Linked DNA regions of Homo sapiens: region 1 is linked to region 2. Evidence: read pairs that join two places in POLR2A ChIA-PET (ENCODE). Cell type or tissue: IMR-90. All regions are shown on one strand. Links, peaks and the distances in the headings refer to the core of each region. The heading gives the core; the rest is flanking DNA.

The links. ChIA-PET counts read pairs that join two places held together with the same protein. Peaks named below come from ENCODE experiments on the same cell type or tissue, not always from the same donor. Only the 100,000 strongest peaks of a DNase experiment are listed, where the experiment ranks them.
Region 1: POLR2A ChIA-PET joins it to region 2 with 9 read pairs; 4 of 35 experiments call an interaction of 5 or more read pairs at or near these places.

What each region holds. Positions count from the first base shown.
Region 1 is chr7:101,459,286-101,468,928 of GRCh38, forward strand. All of the region lies in intron 3 of COL26A1 (collagen type XXVI alpha 1 chain), which reads left to right. Among named protein-coding and RNA genes, the nearest start is that of COL26A1, 100 kb to the left of the region's middle. RefSeq lists an enhancer at 2,069-2,581. In IMR-90, for the core only: no CTCF peak of the experiment used is centred there; no DNase peak of the experiment used is centred there; H3K27me3 peaks cover 990 bases.
Region 2 is chr7:101,522,117-101,531,759 of GRCh38, forward strand. The region is part of intron 3 of COL26A1 (collagen type XXVI alpha 1 chain); the gene reads left to right. Among named protein-coding and RNA genes, the nearest start is that of LINC01007, 42 kb to the right of the region's middle. In IMR-90, for the core only: no CTCF peak of the experiment used is centred there; a DNase peak (open chromatin) is centred at 5,875; H3K27ac peaks cover 1,212 bases.

The sequences.
Region 1 (9,643 bases), core at 1,029-9,028, 63 kb before region 2:
TTGTTTGTTTGTTTGTTTGTTGTTTGTTTTTTGAGACGGAGTCTCGCTCTGTCACCAGGCTGGAGTGCAGTGGCACGATCTCGTGCTCACTACAACCTCTGCCTCCTGGGCTGAAGCGATTCTCCTGCCTCAGCCTCCTGAGTAGCTGGAATTACAGGTGCCCACCACCACACCCGGCTAATTTTTTTTTTTTTTTGTATTTTTAGTAGAGATGGGATTTCATCGTGTTAGCCAGGATGGTCTCGATCTCCTGACCTCATGATCCTCCCACCTTGGCCTCCCAAAGCATTGGGATTACAGGCATAAGCCACCACACCTGGCCTACACCTGGCCTACGACCGTGGAGTTTTAAGGCCCCATCTCACATTGGCTTGGTGTTGTAGAAGAGATTTACCACAAAGTTGATCATCTCCTCAACCATCAGGAGATGATAACTTTATTCTGAGTAGGGGATTTTTACTCTTTTTTTCTGTATTCCAGCTGGAAATGAATCCAACCAGGACAGGAAATGAATCCCCTAGACTCCTATATGGGCAAGGGCAGGCCTGGGACAGAGGGGCTTAGCTAGTCCATCCAAGCGTGGAGCTGATTGATTTGAGTCCAAGGCGATGCTAACCATTCTGCCCCGACTCTAGCTCTGTGTACGGGCATGTCTGTGTTTTGAATGGCTGAGGGTTCAAAGCCAGAAGGAGTTAGTTCTCCTGAGAAGAGGCTGCAGCCTCCTGGTCTATCTGCAGAGCTCATCGCTTTAGGAAAGTGACTCCCCATGAATCTGATGATGTTTCTGAGACTTGCCTTCCATAGCTGTCATTCAAACTAGGACCATTTATCAAAATGAGCCGAGTGCATAGCACGTTCCGGGCGCCGGATGCTTGGATCACATTGATGAATAAGGGACTTCAGGGGCTCCCAGGTGTGCTGTGTGTGTGTGGTGGAGAGTGTGCAGGGGCCAGAGGAATGAACAAATCATCCAATACTGTGAGATAAGGACTTCGCTAAAGGTACGATTGAGGTGTTGTGAGATTCACAGGAGGTAGAGATCTGGGTGATCCTCCTCTGGTTCAAGGCCTGGCTCCCTGGGTCTAAGTTTCTCAGAATCCCACTTCACCATGCATCCTCTCTCTTCTGTAGATTGCATCTTTCTTCCCCACTGGCTCTTTCCCATCAGCACCTAAGGATACTCCAGCATCTCTCTCCTTTAAGAAAACAGCCTCAGGCCAGGCGCGGTGGCTCACACCTGTAATCCCAGCACTTAGGGAGGTGGAGGTGGGCGGATCACGAGGTCAAGAGTTTGAGACCATCCTGGCCAACATGGTGAAAAATTGTCTCTACTAAAAATACAAAAATTAGCTGGGCATGGTGGCACGCATCTGTAATCCCAGCTACACAGGAGGCTGAGGCAGAAGAATCGCTTGAACCCGGGAGGCGGAGGTTCCAATAAGCCGAGATCATGTCACTGCACTCCAGCCTGGGTGATAGAGAGAGACTCCATCTCAGGAAGAAAAAAAAAAAAGAAAGAAAAGAAAACAGCCTCATTGCGTCTACATCATTCTTTTGCTGTTGGCTTTTCTCAGCCAGCTTTCTTGGAAGCACTGGTTGCTCTGCCTGACTCAGTTTCCTTGTTTATAGGGTCTTCTCCAACCTCTGCGGCCAGGTCTCTGCCCTGCTTACTGTCTCATTTGCACCTGCGGGATGTTACTTTATTTTATTTTTTGAAACAGGGTCTTGCTCTGTCACCCAGGCTGGAGTGCAGTGGAGCTATCATAGCTCACTTCAATCTCCTGGGCTCAAGTGATCCTCCTTCCTCAGCCTCCCAAGTAGCTGGGACCACAGGTGCACCACACCACGCCCAGCAATTTTTTTTGTTTTGTTTTGTTTTACATTTTGTAGAGATAGGGTCTCTCTATGTTGCCAAGGCTGGTCTCGAATTCCTGGTCTCAAGCAATTCTCTTGCTTTGGCCTTCCAAAGTGCTGGGATCACAGGTGTGAGCCACTGCACCTGCCCTCCTCCTCCTCCTCCTTCTTTTTTTTTGACGGAGTTTCGCTGTTGTTGTGCAGGCTGGTGTGTAATGACACGATCTCAGCTCCCTGCAACCTCCGCCTCCCGGGTTCAAGCGATTCTCCTGCCTCAGCTTCCCAGGTAGCTGGGATTACAGATGCCCGCCACTACACCCGGGTAATTTTGTATTTTTAGTAGAGATGGGGATTCGCCATGTTGGTCAGGCTAGTCTCAAACTCCTCACCTCAGGTGATCCACCTGCCTCGACCTCCCAGAGTGCTGGGATTGCAGGTGTGAGCCACGGTGCCCAGCCACCTCCTTCTTCTAATTATGATCTTCCCTGGGGCTAATTTCACACATTGCCACTCAAGGTCACACACCTTACCTTTCTCACTACAGCAGAGGAAGCATTTCTAGAACCTCCTGGTTGGGGCTGGGGTCCCATCACATCCACACTGTGGCTGGGAGAAGGGAAGGGCTTTGGTCAATGTTATCAATCATCAGCTCCAGTTGGGCCTGAGGCATATAAGTTCAAGGTCTCGTCCACAGTGTGCTGGCCCAGACTGGGCAGAGCCAGTGGCTGGCAGGGGTTGCCGGTCCACTCCAGCCCTCACCGTTGGGGCCATGGGGTGGGTTGATTGGGTTTTGCCTCTGCTTAGCCTGTTATGGTGATGGTGAGTAGAGATGGATGGGCTGTCTATCCACGGAGCACTTTTTTTTTTTTTTTTTTTTTGAGACGAAGTCTTGCTCTGTTACCCAGGCTGGAGTGCAGTGGTGCGATCTTGGCTCACTGCAACCTCTGCTTCCCAGTTTCAAGTGATTCTCCTGCCTTGGCCTCCCAAGTAGCTGAGACTACAGGTGCCCGCCTCCACGCCCGGCTAATTTTTGTATTTTCAGTAGAGATGGGGTTTCACCATGTTGGCCTGGCTGGTCTCACACCCCTGACCTTGTGATCCACCCGCCTTGGCCTCCCAGAGTGCTGGGATTACAGGCTTGAGCCACCGCACCCAGCCTCAGGGAGCATTTTAAACTTATCTCCTTTTCTTTTTTGAGATAGGGCCTCACTCTGTCATCCAGGCTGGAGTGCAGTGGTGCCATCTCGGCTCACTGCAACCTCTGCCTCCTGGGTTCAAGCAATTCTCCTGCCTCAGCCTCCTGAGTAGCTGGGATTATAGGTGTGTACCACCACACCTGGCTAATTTTTGTATTTTTAGTAGAAAGGGGGTTTCACCATGTTAGTCAGGCTGGTCTCGAACTCCTGACTTCAGGTGATCTGCCTGCCTCAGCCTCCCAAAGTGCTGGGATTACAGGCGTGAGCCACCGTGCCCGGCCTTAACTTCATGTATTTATTTCTTTTTCTCTTCCTGGGGCCTCCAGGGCTGTGGTGTCATCAACAGTTCCCCGTACTGTTTACTGGGACCCCCATGCTTCCGGCCCCCGGTGACACGTGGGAGCTCAGTAGCTGGCAGGGCAGGACCCATCATGAGAGTCCCAGAACTGGGGAACACCGAGAAGCAGAGAATGGGGCCCCACGCAGACCAGGAGCCCCATGCCTGAGCTGCAAGGAGGGACTTGCAGGCAAGGTTTTCCACCTGGATCTGTTCAGATGCAGTGACCTTGCAGAGTGATGGGGCCGGGACACTTCGTGCATCAAAGCACATAATTAACAATAAAAAGGAAAGGGGCCCAAGAAGAGGGGTCCCAGAAGAGAGGTCCAAGTTTCCTAGAGGGCAAGGACAGGCCATGATTGACAAGCCAGAAGTGGGCTCATGAGAACTGGGCTTTCTCTGCCAATAGTTGTGCTGTCCTGACCTAAGCTTACCTTCTCTAAATGTGTCAATCTAGAAAGAGAACAGGGCTTTGGTTTTGCAAGATTAAAAAGGTCTGCAAATTAATTGCACACACATTGTAATAAATCTCCACCCCTTTTTCATCTTGCAAATTCTATGAATTTTGGATGCCTCATATAAGTGAAATCACAGTGTTAGTTTTTTTGTGACTGCCTTATTTCGCTTAGCATTATGTCTTCAAGATTCATCCATGTAGCAAGGGTCAGAATTTCCTTCCTTTAAAGGCTGAATGATATTCCACTGTAGGGATATTACTATCCATTCATCTGCCATGGGACATTGATTTGGGTTGCTTTTACTTCTTGGCTATTGTGAATAATGCTGCCATAACCATAGGTTGCAAATATCCCTTCCCTCCCCTCCTTTCCCTTCCCTTCCCTTCCCCCCTCTTCCCCCTCTTCCCCCTTCCCTCCCCTTTTCTTTTTCTTTCTTTCACTTGTCCTTCCCTTCCCTTCCCTCCCTCCCTTTCTTCTTCCCTCCCTCCCTCCCCCTCTTCCTTCCTTCCTTCCATCCTTCCATCCTTCCATCCTTCCTTCCTCCCTCCCGTCCCCTTTCTTTCTTTTTCTCTCTCTTTCTTTCTTTTTTCCCCTCCCTCTCTCCCCCCTCCCTTCCTTCCTCCCTTCCCCTTTTCCTTCCTTCTTTCTTTCTTTCTTCCTTTCTTTCTCTCTCTCTTTCTTCCCTCCCTCCCTTCCTTCCTCCTTCCTTCCCTCCCTCCCTCTTTTTTCTCTTTTTTCTTTTCTTTCTTTCTTTCTTTCTTTCTTTCTTTCTTTTTCTTTCTCTCTTTCTTTCTTCTTTTATTCTTTCTTAATCTTTCTCTCTCTCTTTCATTGTTTTTCTTTTCCTTTTTTTGTGACAGGGTCTTGCTCTGTCACCCAGGCTAAATTGCAGTGGCACAATGATAGCTCACTGCAGCCTCGACGTCCTGGGCTCAAGCAATCCTCCTACCGTAGTCTCCCAAGTAGCTGGGTCTACAGGCATGTACCACCATGCTTGGCAAATTTTCAAATTTTTTATAAAAATGGGATCTTGCCATGTTGCCCAGGCTGGTATGGAACTCCTGGCCTCAAGTGATCCTCCCATATCAGCTTTCCAAACTGCTGGGATTACAGGCTCATGCCACCACTCCCAGCTAATTTTTTATATTTAGTAGAGATAGTGTTTCACCATGTTGGTCAGGCTGGTCTCGAACTCCTGACCTCAGATGATCCACCCACCTCGGCCTCCCAAAGTGCTGAGATTACAGGTGTGAGCCACCAAGCCCAGCATCTAATTCTTATTTTATTATTATTTTTTTTGAGATGGAGTTTTGCTCTTGTTGCCCAGGCTGAGGTGCAATGGCGCGATCTCAGCTCACCACAACTCTGCCTCCCGGGTTCAAACGATTCTCCTGCCTCAGCCTCCTGAGTAGCTGGGATTACAGGCTCCTGCCACCACGCCTGGCTAATTTTGTATTTTCATTAGAGATGAGGTTTCTCCATGTTGGTCAGGCTGGTCTTGAACTCCTGACCTCAGGTGATCCACCCACCTTGGCCTCCCAAAGTGCTGGAATTACAGGCTTGAGCTACCGTGCCCGGCCTCTAATTCTTATTTTTATTTTATTCATTTATTTTGGAGACAGTGTCTTGCTCGGTTGCCCAGATGATCATAGCTCACTGCAGCCTCTAACTCCTGAGCTCAAGTAATCCTCCCACCTCAGCTTCCTGAGTAGGCGGGACTACAGGTACACACCACCATGCCCGGCTAATTTTAAAATTGTTTGTAGTGGCGGGGTCTCGCTATGTTGCCCAGGCTGGTCTCAAACTTCTGGCTCCAAGTGATCCTCCCACCTCAGCCTCCCAAAGCACTGGTATTATAGGTGTAAGTCACCACCCTTGGCTTTAAGCTTCTAATTCTTTCTTTCTTTTTTTTTTTTTTTTTTGTTGGGACAGAGTCTCATTCTGTTGCCCAGGCTGGAATGTGGTAGTGCGACGATAGCTCACTGCAGCCTTGAACTCCTGGGCTCAAGCAATCTTCCCACCTTAGCCTCCCAAGTAGCTGAGACTACAGGTGCACACCACCTGTAGCTCTGCTAAGTTTTAAATTTTTCACAGAGGTAGGTTCTCGCTATGTTGCTGAGGCTGCTCTCCAACTCCTGGGCTCAAACGATCCTCCTGCCTCAGCTTCTCAAAGTGCTGGCATTGCAGATGTGAGCCACCACGCCCAGGCTCTCTGCATCATTTTAACAAAGAGTCATAGCCTCTGAGCCCTGGGCTGTGGCGGGGCCAGCCCTGTTTCCCTCTCACACTCCAGTGCAGGACAACATCAGCAAGTGCTTTCAGATTACAGGTGTGAGCCACTGCGCCTGGTCAGGAGTTCAAGACCAGCCTGGCCAACATGGTGAAACTCTGTCTCTACTAAAAATACAAAAAAATCAGTCGGGCGTGGTGGTGCATGCCTGTAGTCCCAGCTACTGGGGAGGCCAAGGCAGGAGAATTGCTTGAACCCAGGGGGCAGAGGTTGAAGTGAGCCGAGATCATGCCATTGCACTCCAGCCTGGACGACAAAGTGAAACTGTCTCAAAAAAAAAAAAAAAAAAAAAGAAAAGAAAAAGAAACAAAGGAAGTGCTCTCGGCCTGGCGTGGCAGTGATATAAGACATCAGGCCCCTTCCCATGTAACCGGAAACCCATGAACAGAGCCTGGTGGTTTTACAAACAGGAGGAGCAGAATGGAGAACAGAGAATCTCATCTTCTGGGGGTCCACACGTGTTCCCCAAGATTGTGGGAATGAGTGTGTGCAGCTGGCTTGGGCAAGGGTGCCGTGGCACTGCAGGGGCCAGCAGCTTTCCACCTATCCAGGACTTGCTAACAACTTGCTAACGGCCCTGACTGAGATGACTCAGTTTCCCAGCTAGAACTCCCCAGCAGCAAATGCAGGCTTGGCTGCTGTATCATTGATCACTCCCAGCCTGTCCCTGCCAAGCAATTCTATATCCCTCACCTGCTTGGAGAGTGGAAAGGCCACAGGCGTCAATAGCCTCAGACCCAGCATTTAAATCCTGGCTCCACACACTAGTTCTGTGGGCTGGTCGCTTCCTGTCTGAACCTCCATTTGCTCATCTATAAAGTGAGCACAGCGATACCTGTCTTGCAGAATTGTCAATATATTGTATATGAAATGAGGTGACAAGTACCTGATGTGGCACAATTGGTGGTACAGAGTAGGCCTGAATAAATGGCCCTTGTTACTGTCATTCCCCGACCTGCCCAGCACTAGGCACAATAGTGTTAGAAACCCACATTGATTAGCCGGGCACAGTGACTCATACCTGTCATCCCAGCACTTTAGGAGGCCAAGGCAGGAGGATTGCTTGAGGCCAGGAGTTAGAGACTAGCCTGGCCAACATAGACCCCGTCTCTACAGAAAACTTTAAAAATTAGCTAGGCATGGTGGTGTGCACCTGCTACTCAGGAGGCAAAAGTGGGAGAATCGCTTGAGCCTCGGAGGTTGAGGCTGCAGTGAGCTGTGATTGTGCCACTGCACTCCAGCCTGGGTGACACAGCGAGACCCTGTCTCCAAAAAATATATAAATAAATACAGACTGACTGATTTTTGTATTTTCCCCTTCAGGATATAGATGCTTAGGACTGAGATGAGAATGCTAAGACCCCGGCATGTTCTGGTGTGTGTGTGTGTGTGTGTGTGTGTGTGTGTGTGTGTGTGTGAGAGAGAGAGATTCAGTCTCTGCCTTTTCATGCAACGTGAAGGGTCTCAGTATGGATCCCCTGAGTACCAGAAAGCACCCTGTCAGGTAGAGGGTGCCAGGAATCCCCGGTCTTGCTGCCAGCGCTGGGAGCCCTGGGCTGAGGTCCAGAGTTAGTGACCCCCTGCAAAGCTGCTGTTTTCCTTTAGGGAGTGGAGATTGGTTGGGGTTTGGAGTCCAACCAAATTCCCCTTGGAGGGCAGCCCATCAGCAACAGGGATGCTGTGAACGTCCCTGGGAGGTGGTGGGTTGTGTAGACAGAGGCCGGAAGTCAGGACCTTTTGAAGCAGCATTATTGTCAGGGGTAAATACCTGAGGTTCATCATCTCACGCCAGGGAAATCAAAGACATGGACCCACAAGAAGTGAGTTTAAGAGCAGAGGTTTAATAGGTGATAAAGAGAGAAAAGAGAACAGCCCTCCCTCCTGCAGATAGAGAGGGGCTGCCGAGTGGGTCTTCTGGTTTCATGGCGAAATGCACAGGGCGGGGGGAGGATGGGGGGTGGTTTATAGATGAGCCTGAAGAGGCAGAGTCTGATTTACACAGCGCCCGAGAGATTGGTCAGACCAGGTGTGACGTTTGCATAGTGTGCGAAGAAGCTGGCCATCCCACCCCAATCTTTTATTGTGCAGACGGGTTCTCTACCTGGCTGCTGCCATCTTGTCTGTTCCTTCCTGTACACATGGTTGACAAAGAAAAGGGAAGATGGGGCCGGGCGCGGTGGCTCACGCCTGTAATCCCAGCACTTTGGGAGGCTGAGGCGGGCAGATCACGAGGTCAGGAGATCAAGACCATCCTGGCTAACACGGTGAAACCCTGTCTCTACTAAAAATACAAAAAATTAGCCAGGTATGGTGGCGGGCGCCTGTAGTCCCAGCTACTTGGGAGGCTGAGGCAGCAGAATGGCATGAACCCGGGAAGCAGGGCTTGCAGTGAGCCGAGATCGCGCCACTGCACTCCAGCCTGGGTGACAGAGCGAGACTCCGTCTCAAAAGAAAAGAAAAAGAAAAGGGAAGAAGGAGCCGCCATGTTGAACCTACCTGGCCCCCAGGTAACCCTTTTCTATTGGCACGGCTGCCGGCATTTACATATGCAAGCTTTTAGCTTGCTTACCTGTGCTTGTAGATTTTCAGGCTGCTTTTTGTTAGAAAAGAAATGATTCACACTTGTAATCCCAGCACTTTGGGAGGCCAAGTCTGGTAGATGGCTTGAGGTCAGGAGTTCAAGACCAGCCTGACCAACATGGTGAAACCCCGTCTCTACTAAAAATACAAAAATTAGCCGGGCATGGTGGTGCACGCCTGTAATCCCAGCTACTCAGGAGGTTGAGGCAAGAGAATCGCTTGAACCCGGGAGGTGGAGGTGCAGCCAGCCAAGATCACACCACTGCACTCCAGCCTGGGCAACAGAGCAAGACTCAGTCTCAAAAAAAAAAAAATAAAAGAAATTATTTTGCAGCTGCTTTTTATTAAAAGGAAACCCTTACCAAGGACTCTCTTACCCCCACTATCTGCCTAAAGAATTTCTTTCTAGCTCTTTTATCACTTTGTAAGTGACCTGCCCATCCGTTTCTCTTCTGGAAATAGGGTCATAGGAGTAGCCCTGCTGGGGAAGGGGCACCTTGGAGGTCTCTGCTCCCCGAGGCAGGGCTCCGTGCCGCCAAGCAAGGCCTCCGTAACGACCCACTGAGCCCTGGTTATCGTAAACTTCCTGCAGAAGGGGGCTTACCTTCCCATGATGCCATGTCTAGACACAAGGTCAGGTATAAGTTATGGAGATGATGTAGCATGTTCGGTGGTTAAACCGTAAAACTTTAATGAGAGATTTCTGTGTCTTGAACATGTGCTGGGGAAACTGTGGGAGGAGGGAGGGGGAGACGCATTCACTTCCTTTCCACTTCTTCTCTGGCCATCTGTAGGGGTGCAGGCACCGCCCTGGAGGCCAAGCCCTTGGCGCTCAGCTGAGATTTGGTGTCAGTGAGTGGCCTCCACCAGACCTGGCAGTTCCCAGGCCTGGCTCCCATTAAGCAGCTAGATGGAGCTCTGCCCTGCT
Region 2 (9,643 bases), core at 952-8,951:
AATGAATTTCGTGCCTGTCTTGTTCTCTCATCTAGAAGTGGCTCCCAACCCTCCCTCACACCCGCATTGGTCAGCTGGCTCCTAATTAAGCACCACCTCCTCCAGGAAGCCTTCCTTGACCACTCCAAGGGAACTTAGGCACCCACCTTCTCGCCAATTGCCTTGCACCTGTGCCCAACTGGCTTACAGCACTTAGCCCTCTGGATGGGATAACTTTTCGTATATCCATCTGTCTCAGTCTGTTTTGTGCTACTAGAACAAAATATTGGACACTGGGTAATTTATAAGGAACAGAAGTTTATTTCCTCACAGCTCTGGGGGCTGAGAAGTCTAAGATCAAAATCAGGCATCTGGTGAGGCTTCCTCACCATGTTTGGGAACAGCTTCTCCTGCAGCCCCCAGCAACTATTTCCCATTTCCACTAAGTCTAGAAAAAGCAGAGAGGGGCTTCCACTGGAGTAACAGGGACTTAAGACAGAGATCAGGAAGATGTTTGATGCTGAAGTTTATTATATCCTGGCTTGTATTTTCATGGGAAGGGAGGAGATATCTGGGAATGGAGTTGTTGTGTCATAGAGCGGGCTTATATTCAGCCTTATTAGAGACTGCCAAAGGGGTTTTAAAAGTGGTTGTACCATTGATACTCCCACCCGCAGTGTATGACAGACAGTTCCAGTTGCTCCGCATCCTCTCTAATACTTGGTTAAAAAAAAAAAAAAGAGTAACTGTTAGTCTTTTTAATATCAGCCATTCTAGTGGCTATGTGGGAGTATCACATTGTGGTTTAATTTACATTTCCCTGATATGGCAAATGAACTTGACCCCCTCTTCATATGATCATTGGCCATTTGGAGCTCTTATTTTGTGCATACACATATTCCAAGAATCCTCTTCCAGTTGGTGATATACTTCTTCATTCATTCTCTTAATGGTGTCTTTTGATGAAAAGAAATTCTTTTTTTTTTTTTTTGAGGTGGAGTTTTGCTCTTGTTGCCCAGTCTGGAGTGCAATGGCACGATCTCGGCTCACCACAACCTCCGCCTCCCGGGTTCAAGCCATTCTCCTGCCTCAGTCTCCCGAGTAGCTGGGATTACAGGCATGCGCCACCATGCCTGGCTAATTTTGTATTTTTAGTAGAGATGAGGTTTCACTATGTTGGCCAGGCTGGTCTCAAACTCCTGACCTCAAATAATCCACCTGCCTCAGCCTCCCAAAGTGCTGGAATTACAGGCGTGAGCCACCACACCTGGCCCGAGAAATTCTTAATTTTAATGTGGTCTACTTTATCAATTTTTTTAAATGGTAATGCTTCTTGCATCCTGCTTAAGAACTCTATTTTGAGGTCATATAGGTAGTCACCTATGTTTTCTTCCAAATGCTGTATTTTTTTACCCTTTATGTTTAGATCTACAATCCAACTGGAATTGACTTTTGCACGTGGTATGGATTAGGAGTCAGATTCTTTTACTTTTCTTTTTCATTTGTATATCCAATTGACCAGCACCATTTATTGATATGTCTATCCTTTGTCTTCTATACTGCATTTGCGCCTTTTTCATAAGCCAAGTGATGTGTAAGTGTGGATCTATTTGTCTAACTTTGTACCATCCATCTGTCTCGTGTCTTAATTACTATAGTTTTGTAACAAGGTCTCAATTCTAGTAGTATAAATCTTTTACTTTTGTTCTTCTTCAAGACTGCCTTGACTAGTCTTGGACATTTGTATTTTCATATACATTTTGGAATCAATCGGACAATTTCCACCAAAAAAAAAAGTCTACTGGGATTTTGACTGGGATTGCATTGACTCTATAGATCAACTGGAAGAATTTATATATATTTATTTATTTATTTTCAAAAACAACAATTGTGGCCAGGCACAGTGGCTCATACCTGTAATCCCAGCACTTTGGGAGGCTCAAGTGGGCGGATCACTTTAGGTCAGGAGTTCGAGACCAGCATGACCAACATGGTGAAACCCTGTCTCTACTAAAAATACAAAAAATTAGCCGGGCATGGTGGTGGGTGGCTGTAATCTCAGCTACTCGTGAGGCTGAGGCACTAGAGTTGCTTGAACCCAGGAGGCAGAGGTTGCAGTGAGCTAAGATGGCATCACTGCACTCCAGCCTGGGTGACAGAGTGAGACTCTGTCTCAAAGAAAAAAAAAAAAACGACTATTGCAGTGACATCGATGATTAATCACCTGTACTCCCCCTACTGCTAAGGGAAAAACCTTCTATACAGTTGAGTTACAAAGGAAAATCAAGACAATTTATCAGGCACCTACAGCCAGAAAATGCTCTGTTGTTTCCAGAGGTATAGACCTGACATGTTTGATGTCCCAGCGTAACACACCAACCCAGTGGTATAGACACTGACATGTTCAATGTACTAGTGTAACACACCAGCTGCAATTTTTACTGGGATGGGGAGAATTAACATCTTTATAATATTGAGTCTTCCAATCCATGAACATAGTATATCTTTCCATTTATTTAGTTATTTAATTTCTCTCAGTGGTGTTTTATAGTTTTCAGGAGATTTAGTCCTATGTAATTTCATACTTTATGATGCTTTTGTACATGGTATCACTTAATTTCTTTTTCTATTTGCTTGTCGTAGGTAGGAATATGATTGATTTTTGTAAACTGTCTTTATATTCCAGCCACCTTGCTAAACTAGCTTAATAATTCTATAACAGTAGTTTTTCATTAGATCTTGCTGGGGGGAAGATGCTTTGGCCTGTGGTCCAGCCATGGTGCAAGACCCATCAACCTTGAATAAGGGTTGGATGTGGAGGCAGAGAGGGAGAAAAACAGACTCTGCCAGCCAAGTCAACAGAACCCCCAGGGTTATAGACAGACTTTGTCCATGCCCAGTCATGGTCCAGGCACTTGCTTTCATATCATTGAGAATGGGTGCCCCAGAGAAGAATCTTATGAATCTTATGATTTGTGAGTGTGTGGCATGGCCTTTGATGCCAGCTTTCTAAGAGCCAGGTGGAGCAAGAGTGCTGAGATAGTTCCCACTCAGTATCCATAGTTTGACTTCATTCTTTTTTTTTTTTTTTTTTTTTTTTTTTTGAGACAGAGTCTTGCTCTGTCACCCAGGCTGGAATGCAGTGGCGTGATCTCAGCTCTCTACAACCTCTGTCTCCTGGGTTCAAGCCATTCTCCTGCCTCAGCCTCTTGAGTAGCTGGGACTACAGGCGTGTGCCGCCATGCCCAGCTAATTTTTTGTATTTTTAATAGAAACGGGGTTTCACTGTGTTAGCCAGGATGGTCTTGATCTCCTGAAGTCGTGATCTGCCCTCCTCAGCCTCCCAAAGTGCTGAGATTACAGGTGTGAGCCACTGAGCCTGGCCTCTGACTTCACTGTTTTTTTGGTTTTTTTTTTTTGAGATGGAGTCTCTCTCTGTCACCCAGGCTGGAGTGCAGTGGCATGATCTTGGCTCACTGCAAGCTCCGCCTCCCGGGTTCAAGCAATTCTCCTGCCTCAGCCTCCTGAGTAGCTGGGACTACAGGTGCCCACCATCACGCCCGGCTAATTTTTTGTATTTTTAGTAGAGACGGGGTTTCACTGTGTTAGCCAGGATGGTCTCGATCTCCTGACCTCGTGATCCGCCCACCTTGGCCTCCCAAAGTGCTGGGATTACAGGTGTGAGCCACTGCACCTGGCACTTCATTCTTACTTAAGTTAGAAAGTGACCAAACGTAGAGACTTTCTTCCTTTGACCCCCCTCCTACATGGCAGTCCAGCCTTTACACTGACACCCCAATGCTACCCTGCTGGCTCACCTCTCAATGGGATTTTGATAATGGGGATCCAGCCAGTCTCCTTGGGGACAGCCACAGTGGGCCATGCTGCCCTCCTATTGGCCATGGTATCTTTTTAGCTGGAGCAGAACTGCGTTTTCTTTTTCTTTTCTTTTCCTTTTTCTTTTTTTTTTGAGACAGAGTTTCGCTCTTGTTGCCCAGGCTGGAGTGCAATGGCGTGATCTCGGCTCACTGCAACCTCCGCCTCCTGGGTTCAAGCGATTCTCCTGCTTCAGCCTCCCGAGTAGTTGGGATTACAGGTGCCCGCCACCACATCCAGCTAATTTTTGTATTTTTAGTAGAGACGGGGTCTCTCCATGTTGGCCAGGCTGGTCTTGACCTCTCAACCTCAGATGATCCACCCACCTCAACTGCCCAAAGTGCTGGGATTATAAGCATAAGCCACTGCTCCCAGCCTTCTGGATGGATTTTTAAGGATCGCCTCCAGCTGGGCCCTGGTTGGGGTGGCCTGCTGGTGGCACTTGCCCTGCACATGCCCTCTGCCTGCAGACCCCTCTGAGACCTCTCACAGAGGGAGCTGGGCCTCTGGGGACAGGACCATCCATGTGCCTTGCCTCCCACTGGGATCTTGTGGCTCAAGTAGACTCCAGCTGCCTCTTTCCATTTCCCTGCAATAACCAACTCCTGCCCTATCTGCAAATCCCCTCTCAGGGCCCAGGCCTTGGGAATCCAGCCTCATTTGGGAGGTGGGTCCTGAATTCTGGGAGCAGAGCCATCACCAGGAGCAGTGCTGACCAAAGGCAGATGGCAGGTGGACTTGACAACTGTTGTCCTGCTGTGGGTGGGCAGAGCCCGGAAGTGAGAGGCCGAGGAGGAGGTCACCGGTGGCAAGAGTGAAGAGTCCTGGAGCCTGAAGCCACTGGAGCTGATCCAGTGTAAACCCCCTTTATAGATGGGAAAACTGAGGTGTGGAGAGAGAGAGGGCGTCTCAAGCCACACGGTGAGTTCCTGGCCAACTTAGACCCAGGTCTCTATAGTTCTCTTTACAATGAACACACCGCACAATCAACTCTCTCTCTCTTTTGAGACAGCGTCTCAAAAGGACACTACATCTCCAGCCCAGGCTGGAGTGCAGTGGCACAATGACAACTCACTGCAGCCTCCACCTCCCAGGCTCAAGCAATCCTCCCACCTCAGCCTCCTGAGTAGCTAGGATTACAGGCACACGCCACCATATCTAGCTAATTTTAAAATTTTTTCTAGAGACGGGGTCCTGCCATGTTGCCCCGACTGGTCTCCAACTCCTGGGCCCAAGCGATCCTCCCACCTTGACCTCCCAAAGGGCTGGGATGACACGCATGAGCCACCCCACCTGGCCTGCTCTCTCTCTCTATGTCTCTGTCTGTCTCTTTCTCTTTTCTTTTTCTTTTTTCTTTTTATTTTTTTCTCTTTTTGAGATGGAGTCTAGCTCTGTTGCCAGACTGGAGTGCAGTGGCACGATCTCGGCTCACTGAAACCTCTGCCTCCCAGGTTCAAGCAATTCTCCTGCCTCAGCCTCCCGAGTAGCTTGGATTACAGGCACGCACCACCACGTCCAGCTGATTTTTTTTTTTTTGTATTTTTAGTAGCGACGGGGTTTCACCATGTTGGCCAGGATGGTCTTGATCTCTTAACCTCGTGATCCGCCCACCTCAGCCTCCCAAAGTGCTTGGATTACAGGCGTGAGCCACCACGCCAGCCTGTGTCTTTCACACACACACTTGCTTGTGCACCCACAAACACAGACTAGTTTGCCTGGTACGTTGACACTTCCAACATACACCTATTGGCAAAGGTTTACCCCGCTGGTTTCTGTGTGGGTCCTAGACGCTGGGAAAGGCACTGTGGCCCCAGGTGCTCCAGGGCCAGTGTGTTCTCGGAGGGGCCAGGCATTTGGGACACTTCATAATCCTGGAAAGTTAGCGACCACATCGTAGAGTAGTTCGGGCAGGGCCTCCTCTGGTCACAGAGCCAGGAGGGGGCAGGATCAGCACCCCCATCACCATTTCCATGTTTCCAGCACTCCAGTGAATAATCAAAGAAAGTTAAACAAACATGCTTTAATTGCCTGTCGATGACAGATGCCAAGGGAATGAAAATCCCGTCCGGTTCTGGAGCGCCTGCCCGGGGATGGGGGTGGTGTGGGGAGTCCGAGCTGGCTGGGCCTCTAGGGCCTCACCACAGCTGGGGAGCTGGACCCACCCCACAACCCCCATGTCCACCGTTGGCCAAGCTGCTCCTCACCTGCCAAGCAGGGTGCCCAGTGCCAGAGCAAACTGGGCCCAGGCCCAGCATAATTTCCAGAAATAGGTCTTTGAGAGAGCTGGGCCTCCCCCTCCATCCGCTGAACTTCCACCATGCAGGGGATCCTATTTGTTGCCTCAGGCCCTTGAAACACTCTGCTCAAGGCCCCTAAAAGCCTCCAGATTGTGCAGTTTGCCCAGAGTTCCTGGACAGGCCAGGGCTGTCATTTGTAACTTCCCCATGTCCACCTCCTCCTCCTCTTCCCTCAGGCCCCAAGGGTGGGGTGGTGTCTTCCTGTGTGGCTCGAGCTGGAGAGTTGCTTTTCCCTTCCCTCCCCTTCCCTCTCCTCCCCTCCTCTCCCCTCCTGTCCTCTCCCTTCCCCTCCCCTCTCTGACAGGGTCTGGCTCTGTTGCCCAAACTGTAGTGCAGTGGCGCCAACATGGCTCACTGCAGCCTCAACCTTCTGGACTCAGGTGATCCTCCTGCCTCAGCCTCCAAAGTAGCTGAGACTACTGGCACGCACCACCATGCCTGGCTAACTTTTGTATCTTTTTGTACAGACAGGGTCTCACTGTGTTCACCAGGCTGATCTCAAACTCCCGGGCTCAAGCGATCCACCCACCTCAACCTCCCAAAGTACAGGGATTCCAGCCATGAGCCACCACACCCATCCTTCTTTTCTTTTTTAAATATGTTATTTTATTTTAAGGCTAGGTGCTGTGGCTCACGCCTGTCATCTCAGCTCTTTGGGAGGCCAAGCCGGGTGGATCACTTGAGGTCAGGAGTTCGAGACCAGCCTGGCCAACACAGCGAAACCCTATCTCTACTAAAAATACAAAAATTAGCCAGGCACGGTGGCACGTGACTGTAGTCCCAGCTACTTGGGAGGCTGAGGCAGGAGAATCACTTGAACCCCGGTGGCAAAGGTTACAGTGAGCCAAGATTGTACCACTGCACTTCAGCCCAGGCAACAGAGCAAGATTCTGTGTCAAAAGAAAATTATTTTATGTTAGATTCAGGGGGTTATATGTGCTTGTTTGTTACATGCATAATAGTAGGGATTGGGCTTGTAGTGCACCCATCACCCAAATATTTTTTGTTTTTTGTTTTTGAAACGGAGTTTTGCTCTCTTGGCCAGGCTGGAGTGCGATGGCTTGATCTTGGCTCACTGCAGCCTCTGCCTCCCGGGTTCAAGCGATCCTCGTGCCTCAGCCTCCCTAGTAGCTGGGATTTTAGGCATCTGCCACCACACCTGGCTAATATTTGTATTTTTAGTAGAGACAGGGTTTCACCATGTTGGCCAGGCTGGTCTCGAACTCCTGATCCTCTCACCTCGGCCTCCCAAAGTGCTGAGATTACAGGCGTGAGCCACCATGCCCGGCCTCATCACCCAAATGTTGAACACTGTACCAGAGAGATTATTTTTCAATCCTCATACCCCATCTTTATGTCCATATATACCCCTTGTTCAGCTCCTACTTATAGGTGAGAACATGCAATATTTGATCTTCTGCTTCTGAGTTTGTTCGCTCAGAATGACAACCTCCAGCTGCGTCCATGTTGCTGCAAAGGACATGATTTTATTCTTTTTCATGGCTGTGTAATATTCTACAGTGTATATGCACCTCATTTTCTTTATCCAATCCACCATTGGTGGACGCTTAGGTTCCATCTTGCTTTTTCCAAGTGATCCTGGTCAACCCACAGAACACAGCTACTAGAGAGGGGTCATGCATCTCTGCTTTCAAGTAGACAACCCCTGAAGGCAGGCATTCGGGTCTGTGCAGCCCTGACCCTCTCCCCACCAGTATTAGAGTGTTGGCACAGTGTCATCCAGTCGCAGGAACATCCACAGAGCCTTCGGGTGGATGAGGGATGATTAGAGGTAGAGGAGAGGAGGTGGACAGATGGGGAGCAGGGTGAATGTATAGGTGGGTAGATGGGGGTGTTTAGGGCTGGGGTAGCTTAAGGTGTAGGATGGGTAGCTGGGTGGGTGAGTGAATAGGTGAACAAATGGAACCCTGTTCATTTTGATCTCTGCCTTTCCCATTAAGGACTTCTTTCAGCCGCACAGGAATCATTGGTTGTGTAAGTTTAAGAGGAAGGCACTAGGCTGGGCGTGGTGGCTCTCACTTGTAATCCCAGCACTTTGGGAGGCTGAGGTGGGCGGATCCCTTGAGGTCAGAAGTTCGAGACCAGCCTGGGCAACATGGTAAAACCCCGTCTCTACTAAAAATACACAACTAGCCGGGCGTGGTGATGCGTGCCTGTAATCCTAGCTACCCGGGAGGCTGAGGCAGGAGAATCACTTGAACTTGAGGCGGAGGTTGCAGTGAGCAAGATTGCATCACTGTACTCCAGCCTGGGTGACAAGAGTGAGACTCTGTCTTTAAAAAAAAAAAAAAAAAAAAAAAAAGCAGGCACTGAAAGCCCCCTGGACGCCAGGGCCTTGTTGACTGGGGACTTCCTGGAGGCTGGCCTTTCAGGGACTCCACCGTTTCATCAGGGATGTTCCCAAATGTCAGCGTCGGTGGGTCTTTCCTCTTTGGCAGGCCCCTGTTTCCAGGGAGGACTCCCTCCTCTGCCCCATCTGGGGCATTTTGAGCCCCAGGAGAGCCAGTGGCTCCCAGTCTCCATCCCCGCCTTGGGTTTGCAAGGCTGGCTGGTGCACCTGGCTGCATGCACCTTGCAAAATAGTATTTGCATTGTTCATCTGCCAAGAGGTCCCTCCGCCTTTCCCTTTGCTTTGTGGATTTTATACCTTTTTTATTTCTTGTTTTTTTTTGTTTTTTGTTTTTTTGTTTTTTTGTTTTGAGAAGAAGTCTCACTCTGTCACCCAGGCTGGAGTGCAGTGGTGCGATCTCGGCTCACTGCAAGCTCTGCCTCCTGGCTTCATGCCAGTCTCCTGCCTCAGCCTCCCGAGTAGCTGAGACTACAGGCGCCCGCCACCATGCCTGGCTAATTTTTTGTATTTTTTAGTAGAGACGGGGTTTCACCATGTTAGCCAGGATTGTCTCGATCTCCTGACCTCATGATCCTCCCGCCTTGGCCTCCCAAAGTGCTGGGATTATAGGCGTGAGCCACCACACCCGGCCTACCTTTTTATTTCTTTATCAGCCCTTTCCTGAGAGGAAACAGAAGGGAACCTGTGTTCAATCCACCATGTTTAACTAGAAAACCACATCCCTGTATCATGTGTCTTTGGTGAAGTCCTGCCTGGTCCCAGAGTCAGAAAACTGTATATATTCCTCTAGTTGTTTGAATGTTCAGTGTTTATACCTCAGTCTTCAATCTGTTTTATGCATCAGAGGTACTGACAAGGTTTTATGGAGGAGAAAGAGTTCTATTCCTTAACAAATGCTTATAAATCACTGATTTGGGCCAGCCAGGGGTAGAAGGGAGGGAAGGAGGGAGAGGGGCCCTCTGCTAGGCCACATGTCACTGAGGAGCAGCGAGTAGGGTGTTGCCCCCTCTTGACCCGAGACTGAGCACCCTGAGGGTACAGCCTCGACCACCTATTCCCAGGGTCCTGAGACTCCCCCCAACTCCCCGTGGTTTCTCCCCAAACATCTATTGCAGAGGAA